Regions from separate parts of the Homo sapiens genome. Here region 2 is linked to region 1. The links are chromatin loops, found by intact Hi-C in ENCODE. Cell type or tissue: mammary epithelial cell. All regions are shown on one strand. Each heading gives the region's core, and the rest is flanking DNA. Links, peaks and the distances in the headings are about the cores only.

What was found. Peaks named below come from ENCODE experiments on the same cell type or tissue, not always from the same donor. Only the 100,000 strongest peaks of a DNase experiment are listed, where the experiment ranks them.
Region 2: it touches region 1 in a loop (7-fold over the local background); 1 of 110 quality-filtered maps calls a loop at or near these places.

The regions. Positions count from the first base shown.
Region 1 is chr20:14,580,460-14,586,739 of GRCh38, reverse strand. All of the region lies in intron 4 of MACROD2 (mono-ADP ribosylhydrolase 2), which reads right to left. All of the region lies in intron 1 of MACROD2-IT1 (MACROD2 intronic transcript 1), which reads right to left. Among named protein-coding and RNA genes, the nearest start is that of MACROD2-IT1, 29 kb to the right of the region's middle. In mammary epithelial cell, for the core only: no CTCF peak of the experiment used is centred there; DNase peaks (open chromatin) are centred at 3,159 and 3,679; H3K27ac peaks cover 421 bases.
Region 2 is chr20:14,518,859-14,525,138 of GRCh38, reverse strand. All of the region lies in intron 4 of MACROD2 (mono-ADP ribosylhydrolase 2), which reads right to left. LOC124904873 (a long non-coding RNA gene) reads left to right here and starts at 1,822. Exons shown (of 2, transcript XR_007067536.1): 1 at 1,822-1,914; 2 at 1,993-2,289. RefSeq lists an enhancer at 2,664-2,833. In mammary epithelial cell, for the core only: no CTCF peak of the experiment used is centred there; DNase peaks (open chromatin) are centred at 1,868, 2,408 and 3,458; H3K27ac peaks cover 3,889 bases.

The DNA.
Region 1 (6,280 bases), core at 620-5,619:
CAAAACTTTGGGAGACTAAATGGATCATTCATTTATTCACTAACTTTTGTAAAGCAAGAGTGAAGCAAAGGGTGTAAAGAACAAAACTGTGCCAATTAAGGGTATTCTGAGGAATTCAAAATGTTTGAAATTTGATCAAATCACCATCTTTATTCAGAATCAGTTAACTACAGAGAAAGCCAGATTGGTATTCTATGCACAGAGTTCTAAATAACCATTTCTCTTCGTCTTTTGATATTGAAACTAGTACTGGACTTTTTTATTGTTATAGCAGAAAGTATTCATTCCTGAATGTCATCTGTGTAAGCATAACTTTTCTTCTGCATCTTTTCACATGGCACCCTAGAATTAGGAAACTTAAGGAAAGATGTTACTGATTAAATCAACCTATCTAGAACATTCTAAGAATATAAAAGAGTCATTTATTCAAAGAATATGCAAACACATCATTAGAGCTAACAGATATATTGTACACACACACATACACACACACACATACACACAGCCACTTAGTAGTATCTCATCGCCCTTCATCACAAGACTTGAGACCACATTTATTTAGCAAGATGAAAATATACATATTGTTTCTCACTTCACTAATTCACATTTCCCTTTTGGTAACCAACCCATGAATCTTCTCCTATTTTCTCCAAAATGTAAAGAATTAAAACAAAACAAGAAAATAAGCACAAACAAGGCCATCACAAGTGTATCCTACTTAGTGCACTGGTTGTCCTTATAACATTTAATTTTTGATACATACAATGTCACAGATATCATTGTTTTTTGTGTTACCTAGTGGTGTTTAAATGGTTGGCCTCAAAAGGTCTTAATAACAGTTGGTTCAAGTTAAGGAAATTACATAGAAAGCTACACACCTTGAATATCTCACCTAAAACTCAGCATTTTCTTTAACAATATTGTAATATCAACATAAATCTTTTAATCTACCAAGATCCTGTATTTGAAAAACAGCTTTGTTTAAAAACTATTTTTCTTTGCAATGGTAGGTTTAAAATGATTCCATCTTTGGTATAGGAACACCTTACATATTTAATCTTTTCTGTACACTTCATGAGGTCACAAAACCATATCTGTCCCACTTATTGATTATTGGCAGTAGTTACCTGAGCAAATATATACAATAAATATCTTATAAATGAAGAAGTAAAGCCAAAATACATATAATATATCCCATTATATATTATATAGTTATACATCTGTAAAGATTACCTATATAATTATCTATATCTAAAACAAGTCATTGCACTAAAGCACCTGAATATTCCTCTTATGCTATCCTCAGAAACCCTTAGTAAGAACCTACTCTCATAGTTTACATATGATTCTAAAAGGCTTAATTTTAACTCTTCGGAAATGGGGTTATGTTGGTAGCACAGTGTGATCAGGAAGATGTTAGCACTCCATAATTTTCATAAATCCTAACACCTCCAGTAAGAAGCACATGTGCTAAGTAAAAAACAATATGTTTTTATGTATGCCCAGCTCCAAGACAAACTTGCTAGATCCCCTTCCAATTACGCTGTTCCGCCTATGTAAAAATTCTGGCTAAAGCATGTCAACTTCGGGACTCAGCTATTGTTCCCTTACCCCAGCCACAACTGGGCTGCTCTAGCAAGGCCAACAAAAGAAACTAAACTATGATCCTTAGCTGTAATTACATCAGTCCACAACTAAGGATACTGGCACCTCCACCTTCCTGGAGGACCTTAGACCAACTTTGTTGAAAGAAGATTTGTTCCCAAAGGATTTGCTAATCATAGAATCATACAATTCTAGAGTTAGAAGAAACCCCAGGGAAGAATCATGCATCATTCATTCGATCATTCAATGATTTATTCAACAAGCCTTTAATAAGTAACTAGTACAGAACTGACAATAATTTCTAGTTTAACTTCTCATCAACTAGGTATCACTGGATTGCTAGGTATAATAACTCTAAATTATAAATTTAAAAACTTTTAATTAGGCTCAATGAATTATATAAAAGAAGGCTAAAAAGATGCACCAATTTTTAAAGATTTGTCACTCAATGCTGTGGACTGAATGTGTCCCCCCACCAAATTTCAAATGTTGAAGCCCTATATGTGATGGTATTTGGAAGTGGGGCCTTTGGGAGGTAATTTAGTCATAATATTGGAGCCCCCATGATGAAATGTCTTTATAAGAAGAAGAAGAATAGCCCTTTTTCTCTCTGCCATGCAAGAATACAAAAAGAAGATGGCCATCTGCAAACTAGGGGGAGGGCCCTCACCAGAAACTGAATTGGCCCACACCTTGATCTTGGGTTACCCAGCCTCCAGAATCGTGACAAATTAATGTTTGTTGTTTAAGCTACCCAGTCGATGGTATTTATTATAGCAACCCTAACTAAAACACAGCCCACATTTACTATATTTTAGCTTAATACAAAATTGGTGTATTTTAATATTTGTATTTCTAAAGTAAGCATAACTTAAATAAATAAGCTTCAGTTATCTCGGCATGCCCTATGTATAGAAGAGCTAATTTCTAAACAAAACGCTGCTGGGTAAATGAGGTGCTTGTGGGAAATTTGGACCCACTTGAGTTTCCTGGATAGGAAAGCCCTTAATGAAAGTAGAATATAATTCATTGGTTAGAATAAAATGGAATAGTAATGGGCATAGTTAAAAGGTGAGTGAACTAAGAAAATGAAATTGCATCCCTAATTCCTGGAGGCATTTGCTAGAGAGGGGAAGGAGGAGCAGAACAGTAGGGCACCCTCATGCCGGGTAACACAAGGGCAAAGGCTGGTTCTGAGGAGGATTGATCATGCCTATGGTAACTGCCTCAGGAAGATAAAAGGAAACCAGTAGCAAGTATTCATGCATGTAGCACCTCAGGTCTGTTCACTCTGTCTCTTTCTCGTCTTCTCTATAGAAATCATGTTAGAATTAGGTTTCTATTTATATTTGTCTATCTCTTAAGACACCTGTCAGTGTTTAAAGTGAGTCATGTACCATGGATAGGGATAAATGCATTATATAAATTATATCTAATCCTTTCAACAACCTTCTAAGGTAGATCTTAATATTCCTGTTTCATAGATGAGTAAGTATTGACTCAGAGAGATTACATTACTGACCTAACATCGCTCTTCATTAGTGTTCCTCTGAAATCAGAGCCTGAGGCAAGAACCTGGACATCAGTTGTTTATTTGGGAGATGATCTCAGGAAGCAGACTGAAGTTGTGAGGAGAATGACACAGGGAAGAAGATTAGGCCAATATACAGATCTATTACTGAGGCTACTTCTTTGGGAAACTAGGGCTTGAATCCATTGGGACCTGCTGAGAAAAGTACAGATGCCTCCCAGGGTTGCCCACCTAAATGATGAGAGGCTGGGGAGTTTATTCAAGGTTCTGGACCCTGATGATTGATGGTGGTCTTTGAGGCATTAACATCCTCATTATTCTGGCCCCTAACGGTCTGTGGGTTAGGAACTCCAGCAACATAAAAGAAGGCCATGGGCAGGAAGCTAAAAGACATGCTCATGCTGGAGATGAAATGCTGTTAGCTTGAGATGAATCTGAGCTTGCACAGAACTGTCCACTGCAGCTGTTTCTCAAGTTAGAGAGAGGCCAAGGAAATCCAACACAAGACATGAGAGTCATCTGCTACAGTCACACGTCCTTAGTTCCTGAGCCTGGAAATACGCTCAGACAAGAGAGTTGCATCATCCATGAGTACTTCTGCACACTCAACCACATGCACTCAGCCACAAAGTGACAGACGGAGAGAAAAGATCAAGAGTGCAGAGGATTTTTGCCACAATTTCACTTGATGTGTATGCCCCAGAGTAAGTGTGATTTGGGAGCTGTGCCTCCTCCTGTGTGCCTCTTATTATATGAGTATCTCATGGCAAACAATGTCATTATAATGGTCACATATATATGTTTCAAACATCTGATGCTCAACAAAGAAATGGCAATTGGTTTCAATGCTGGAGGAAAAAAATATCTGGGTGGTCCTTATTAATATGTTTAACTGTATTTATTTTCTGGGCAACAGAAGACACAATTACCCTACACTGGGACCCTAACTGTAAAGTGCTTGCCTTTCCACTACACCAAGTGTATCACACTGCATTAGCACCATTTTTCTCTCTGCAAAAATCTCTCCCATTCCATTTAATATTATGCTGATGTTATGGACCTATTATGTGGCTTGAGTCTATAAAATGTTTGCTGCACAGTTTGGAGTGAATGTTCGGTGTGGACACTGATCAAGAATCTAGGTCACGCTGCTGGGAGACATCAGGAGGAGGATCTTAAGGCAACCAACTCACAGAGGATAATAAGGGCAGCAGACGAAAGCATGGGGATAACATGGTAACAGATAACATGGGGATAGGGCTCTTTTCCAGCATTCGAGATTTGTGAGTAAAGTGTCCCTTATCATAATATGATAAACTGAATGTATTAAGTAGAAAAATAACGTGATTTTAAAAACACAATAGAGAAGGGAGCATGCACTAAAACATGCCTATGATGATTTTTCTCTTTCATACTGTCTTAGCTTGTATGAAATAAAAAAGCAGAGCTTGAGATGAGGACTTGTGCACAGATAGTTTATTCAGAGAAGTGGTTCCCAAAAAACTAGAATGAGAGTTGAATGGGATAGGAAGTGTAAATGTAAAACAGGAAGGGGGAAAGCCAATCCAAGGGTGTATAGTTGGGCTGGTGACTAACGTGAGCAACTGACGTTTAATCTTACTGGGGATGCTATCAGGAAATGTGTAGAATAACTTCAGAACTGTCTGCCTGAGACATAGAAAGAAGAGCATGCTCCTACCTGCTCCCATCCCATATTGGCCAAGAACTGAATCAGGTATAAGGATGCACTGGACTACCTGACTCCCAAGAGCAGTAGCCAACACACCTCCGAGGAAGAAACAGTTTCAGGTACAGCTAAGGTGAGGAGTTATCAGGTTATATCTCTGTTCAGCTGATGCAACAGCAATGGATGATGGGAAGAGTCGGCTGGGAGAATGTGAAATAAAGCATAAAAGATGTCTAATGCTCATATTAAAATGCACTCTGTCCATCAAAGTGTCCACAGAAATCAAACCACAGTGACTAAGTTTTATATATTTAAATAATGTAAAAGTAATATAAATCCTAAATGATGGCCTTTTATAATGCTCCTTAGTCCAATTCCAATAAAAGGGATATTTTAAAATAGAAACTCTATCCCAGGATTCTAAATTAAGGAAGTCATGCTACAGTGTGTTTTTTAAAAGGCCAAGAAAAATAAATAATACAATGAATGAAGAAATTGCAAGTGGTTAAATCAGTGGTTGTCAACCTTCGCTCCACGCTGGAATCAGGTAAAGAGATTTACAAAATATAGATGCTCAAGTTCTACAATCAGAGATTCTGATTTGATTGGTCTGGAGTGTGGCTAGAACATGAGAATTTTTTAGAGTTCTCCAGGTAATTCTAATATGCAGCTAAGGTTGAGACACATTGGCTTAAGCAAAGCACAAGTGAAAAAACCAAGAGTGTTTTAAGTACTAATGGGGACTATAATCCAAAGTGTTTTTCCTTTAATTCAAGCATTTAGATCATATGCTTTAGCTGAAAATGTCTGGGCTGGGTTATTGTTTTAGATTTCAAAAAGAGTCTCATATATGGCACTCACGACATCAGCCTTTGCAAACTGCCCACAGGTAGATTGGTATTATAGTTACTCGTTTTATATTCTCACAGTGGACTGCCAGGTGAGCAGAGGATCAGTTTAGCTTTTCAAATGTGTTCTTCAGAGATAAAGCTCTGCAATGACTGACTGAATAAATAAATTCATTGGTAATAAATGAAGCAATCTGCTACTGGATGTTTGCCCCCAAAGTATTCATTACTAAGTAAACTTGAGGTCATTAAAATGTTAACACAGTAAAAGAACACTGAAAAAAGAACATATGTCTACTGAAGTGTTTGGCACAAACTTGTTAACTTCAAGCTTCCTTTCTTTGGTAGAAAAGTAGGTCCTAAGGTCACGACTTCCTAGTTTTCATTTTTAGCTATAATGCTGCCATCAGTGTTTTGACCTGACCACCTGCTTAAGAGAAGCCAGGGCTTTGCCAGCATTTGTTTACACAGCACAATCCTGGGCATGCCAGTCTCCTTATGTTATCACCAGGAGTGTCTTGAAATACAAAATGCAGATACAAGACATGACATCCAATTTTTGCTTGACAGTTGCAAATAACATTTTATATTGAGAATGATAATATTTAC
Region 2 (6,280 bases), core at 887-5,886, 62 kb after region 1:
TATATCCAGTGGGTACTACTTGTAGTATTTTGAAACCAAATGGCCAGTTATAAAGGGGTTTTGATGAGAAAATAAATTCGGAATTCTAAATTGATGTGTCAAGACCACATATCACCCTGCGTTTTCAACATAAAGATAAGAAAATGGGGGCTCTTCCTAACCCCTTACATTCTCATCCATAAAGCAATAAGAATAGGGTTCTTCTAGGCTTTTCTCCTAGTGTGGTGAACGAGTTCTTGCAAGAGGAAAGCAATACAGAGACAGTATGAGGCAAGTGAGGAAGCAGGGCAAGGGGCTCTGATTTGAGACTCCGCATGAATGCTGCTCAAGACCAGGAAGGAGGCTGGGGAAGCTAGCGAGAAGGTTAAGGACTTGAGGAGCATCAGTGAAGGTGGTAAAGTTGGGGTGGGGTGAGTGTTCTAAATATGCTCTCCCTTTCCCTCTTAGTGGCATCTCAAGGGAGCAGTGAGTCCAAGGCTAACGCAGGCAGGGGACAAGAGCATGAGCATCCCAGGTGTGATGTATACGTAAGTGGTAGGCTTCCTTCCTTTATCCTGTCCTTCCTTTTCCTCCTCTGTTCCACCCTTATCTTGCCACTGCTAGTCCTCATTTGGCGTTGAAACAAAACAAAAGTGAGATTCCAATTTATTAGGATAAGTTAGAAAAGAAAGTCTTCACTTGTCCAGTCAGCTGCTATTCAAGAAAAAGCTTAGGACATCTCTAGAGCCCTAGCCAACTCTAGTAAAGATAGAGAAAGTGGTTAAGAACATGAACAATGTGAAGGAATGGGTGAATTAGACCACATAATTATATCGGAAAGGACATTGGTGGTTCGGAAAAAGTGAATCCTTAAGGTGAAAGACTACTTTAAAGAAGAGTTTTAAAAAATTTTCACCATGTAGGGTGAAATAAGTTGAAGGAAAGATTTTCCAATGCAAGATTTCTGCCATAACCAGAGTGACTACAGGTCCTGGTTTATGACTTCTGAGGCAATGTAATTATAAATACCGTTCCCTTTTGCTTTCAAGGTGTCATGTTTTAAATAATAAATTATATAATCAACCTAGCTATAACCTATAAGCACATTCTATCATCCTTAAAGGACTGAGGACATTTTAGAGTTCATGGTTTTATGTGTGTTTTATCTAGAACAATGTCCAGATTAACTCTAGATGAACAACGTCCGGATCACCTCTCATAACTAGACTGGCATATCCTCAGGAAGGATCTAAGGGCAATTGCAGGAGACAAAAGGGGATGTTTAATACCATTCGCTGGACTCTTATGAATAGGCAAACTCATATAGACACAAAATACTCAGATACGGTGTTAAGATCTGCACTGAGAATTAGATCTTGCTATAGAATTTGGGGGTACCCAGAAAACATAAGCTAGTAAATTTCTAGAAGAGGATGCTATGCTGACATCTGTCAGTGGACTAGGTAGGATCTCTGCTATTTTATGAAGTGTAACTAGAGGTCCATATTTTTGTGACTGTGGAGAACAGACACTGAAATTAATGCCCAAGGTTGGTTTAACCCTAGGAGCTTCCAGTGAGGCCCAACAGGAGCCCAGGAACCCTAGGTGAAGAAAAGATGAGAAAATGTTTAGAGATAGTTGAGTCCCCAATCTCCTGGGGAGGAGACTCACTGATTAAATAAAATCCAAGAAAGGTGGCACATACATTACCCCAAAATGGGGACAGAAGCTGGAGGTCTCTGATTCTGAACCCACAGGTGATGCTGTCATCACCGTGAAGCAGAAAATATAATTGTAGAAGGAAGGTTGAGACACTCAACATTCCAGAGAGGAATCTCACACATTATTCATTTCCCCCTTGGTGTGGAGAACACAGCAGTACACCAGGGCCCCTCTGTCTGCTGGTGATTGGAGGAGAAAGCAAGCCATCTATTGGTGAGGCCTCGAAAGGTTTTTCTGGGGGAGAAGAGTAGAAGGAGTTGTAACTATCCCTTTGCTTCCTTTTTTCTACAGCAGAAACATGCCAGCGTCTTTTTTTAATGGAAGATCATCTATGAAAATCGGAAAATGGAAGAGGACCTTCTACAATGCTACTCAAAGCCAGGAAATATTTTTAGCATAGTTAATAACAGATCGAGGGATAAGACAGTTGAGAAATTCATTCTCAAAAGTATAAAAGGCGTGACTGTGAGACCGGTATTTCCTTCCTTCATTCATTTAAACAATATTTACTGAGTGCCTACAGATTACTAAACACTGCTCTAGGAGGTAGGGAAACATCTATGAATAAAACAGTTAGAAATCCCTGTCCTCAGTGACCTTATTTATATTCTAGAGTTGGGAGTTTACATTCTAATGCTTCATGTTGAGACTAGATCTATGAGGATGGGTTCTCTTATTGCCTCTAGCCACAGAATGGACCAGAAGATCTCCTTAATTCCATACAAGGAAATTAATGACTGGCAACCTGAGTCAAATGCCATTGAGAGGGAAAAACGTGCAGGGACAAGAACCGGAGAGTTTTAAGAAACCAAAAGGCCTGTTGGAGAGAAAATGAATTTGACGTTCCACAAACAAGAAAAGACCTGTGCAGTACAGGCCAAAGGCCTCTGACACCCACTAAGGATCTTAAATAGTAAGCCCGACAGAGTAGAGGCACCTTACCCAAGATAGTTTCTGTATACATGGCTACAGGCCTCTCAAACCCGGAGGAAGAACTGCCTTCTGAATACACTGCTGTGACTGACCAATCTAGAAAATGTCTCTTCAGCTTTACATTTCTGCTTGGGTTTCAGGGTTTTGCTTTTATTTTATTTTACTTTGTTAGTGTTTGAGGGGAAAGGTGTTTTGTTGGGTTGTGCTGTATTTATTTTCAGCAGTTGACTACACTACCCAACCTGCTAATGTTGAGGACCTATCTATCTGTGTTATGTATGGCCATCTTGATATTTTAAATAGAATAGCTTTTTTAACCCAATCGTTTTCAAATATATTATATTTAACACCATTTCACCCAAAAGATGAATATGTAAACCAGACAGAAGAAGAGCTGCTCGGATTAGAACTCAGAGCAGGTGGGGAGGGAGCAGGAGTCCTGCCTGTCCTCTCATCACAGCGGCTTCGACGGGAAGGCTTCATTAACCCCCTAGAGATGCACCAAGCACAGACTGAAAACCTAACCTGTCTGCATTGGTGGGGAGTGCTGCTGCCTGGCCACCTGGTCTAAAATACATGATCCAAAATACAGCATCAACTCATATTGCTGAAATGAGATGTGTGAGAAAGATATTAGTCATTTCAATATAAACAAAGAGAATCCTGATTAAAAGACTTCCCATGGAATAATTAGTTGTCAGAATATAAGAGCTGAAAATATCCATGGCTAACAGAGTGACAACCAGGGCTTGTACTGACTACATGATGAATAGTGGAAGACAACCATGGTGAAGTGAAAACAAAAAACAAATATAAAAAGAACTATGACTAAAGTTACTGTGAACAGGCTGATTCTTCTCACCACCAATTACATCACATCAATGCATACACACTATTCATCCAACAAGCATTTATGAAGTGCTTACTATGTGCCAGGCATGTTGCTAAGTATTAAGAATACAGAAAAAAATAATATAGTCATCACTGTGCAAATGCTTACAGTCTTCCGTAGGAGACAAACCTGCAGGTAGAGGGATATAAAGATAATCTTATTTAATGTAATATAGAAAGTACTTAGTATGCTGCCTGGCATACAATAAGCTAACTATAAATGTTAGTTATTATTAGCAGCTTAATCTCCTGTTGCTATTTACTGGCTCCCCAAAAGAAGAGAGATGAATTTTCAAATACTGGAGACTGTGATAAGCAACCTAAGGGGAAGGAAGAGGCCCCCAAGAGGGCAGGTTTTAGAAACAACAGAGGCTTTTGCTCTGCTGGGTGGCTTATGCAAGCTGAGGGTGACAACTAACCTGCTTAGAATGAGGAAGGGCACATTTTAGAAAGCATATGGAAGAGATGACATTATGAGAAAGAAAAACATGAGGTATTTTGCTTGGGGAAAAATAGAGGTAGCCAATGCACTTTTATTAAGTCTGTGCTTTGGAGTGCATCATGTTAATCCTCTTCCATGTCTCCCCAGGAATTTTCTGTAAAACTTCAAGAAAACCTATTTGGGGGGTGTGTGTGTGCGTGTGTGTGTGTGTGTGCGCGCACGCACGCGTGCATGTCTGTGTGTGTATCTGTGTCTGTGTGTATCTAGTGCTAATGTCCTGTTTAAGATTGCCCCTGATTGAAGAAAGAAGCTTCTCAGGGAGGAGGTAAGTAGAGCAGGGACTGATCCCAACTTGGTCTATAACAAACAAGAAAAAAACAAAGTAAAAGCCTATCATTACAGGTGGAAGATAAAGAAATGGTAAAGGTACAAAGGTAGCAAAAGAGGGAAGAGTCAGCTCTACCTGGGGAAGTCAGGAAAGTTTACACAAAGTAGGTGGTATTAATATTTGAGCTGAATTATAAAGAATCGGTAGTTCACCAGGGAAGATGAAAAACTAGGAGCAAGGAGCGAAAGATTATATGTGGATTAGTATGTAGATTGTAACATGCCAATTCTGATCAATAAAAGTAGTTCAACTAGGCCAGAAAAGAAGCTGTAGAAACAGAAAAAAAAAAAATAATAACAAAAAAAACCTCAAACAGTGAAATATCTTGAGCTTGTCTTTCAAACCAACAAGCAAACAAACCTACTCAAGGATAAGCATCAAAGAAATAAATCAGAGTAAAGAATTCAGGCATAATGAATCATGGTAAATAAACTGATGGTTTTCTTGAGTTTTCTTTCTTTTTTGTTGTTTTTGTTGGGTTTCAAAAGAAGCTAGTGCAAATAAATTGGCTTTACACTCCACCATCTTTTAAAAGAAGCCTCTAGTTTGTGCACTTAAAAAAAACTTTTACTTTAGGTGTAGGGGTACACGTGCAGGTTTGCTATACATGTAAACTCATGTCACAGGGTTTGCTGTACAGGTTATTTAGCCACCCAGGTACCAAGCATAGTACCTGACAGATATTTTTTCTGATTCACTCCTTCTCCCTCCCTCCACTTTCCAGAAGGCCCCCGTGTCTGTTGTTTGCCTCTTTGTGTCCATGTTTTCTCATTGTTTAGCTCCCACTTATAGGTGAAAACATGTGGTATTCGGTTTTCTGTTCCTGCAAATGCAGGAACAGATAATGGCCTCCAACTCCATCCGTATTTCTGCAAAGGATACGATCTCGTTCCTTTTATGGCTGCATAGTATGCCATGGTGTATATGTACCATGTTTTCTTTATCCAGTCTATCATTAATGGACATTTAGGCTGATTCTATGTCTTTGCTATTATGAATAGTGCTGCGATTAACATACATATGCATGTGTCTTTATGTTAGGACAATTTATATTCCTTTGGGTATATACCCAATAATGGGGTTGCTGGGTTGAATGGTAATTCTGTTTTTAGCTCTTTGAGGAATCGCCAAACTGCTTTCCACAGTGGCTGAACTAATTTACAAAAACACAAGCAGTATGTAAGTATCCTCTTTTCTCAGCAACCTCACCAGCACCTGTTATTTTTTGTCTTTTTAACAATAGCCATTCTGACTTGTGAGATGGTATCTCATTGTGGCTTTCATTTGCATTTCTCTAATAATTAGTGATGTTGAACATTTTTTCATATGCTTTTTGGCTGCATGTATGTCTTCTTTGAAAAGTGCCTGTTCAGTCCTTTTCCCCCTAGTTTGTGCAATTTCATGGTGTTCTAGGTTCTAAAAACCCTACACATTCTGATCTTATTCCCTACAGTTTGGGACACTTCAGGATTTCAGGAGTAAACAGATCACTAAGCAGCAGAACTGGTTTTTCTGAATATACTTCATAAAATCAATGAATCTTGATTCTAAGAAAGGTCTCCTTGTCCCTGCTTTCAAGCAGAAGAGAAAGTTTTTAAAATTGCAGAAAACTGTGTTGGGAGGTAAAAGATTCCAGTGACTAACACTTCACATTGCTATAATTTTCTTTGTTTAACTTAGTACTTTAGTCATTCTCTTGTCTATCTCTAGTGAAGAAGAACAAATTATCTTTTGTATTGTTTTCATATATTTAAAGTCACCAGTATTTTCATTTCTAGGGGCTGAATAACTTTTTCGCCACCACATATATGCAATTTTCAGTTCTTTAATCTTTTCTCTGCTTTCATAATGTCATGAATAAGCTTGTCCTATCTTGTTCCAGCTTTAAGGATTGTGATTTTTCAAAAAGCCTTTCCTGTGAAATC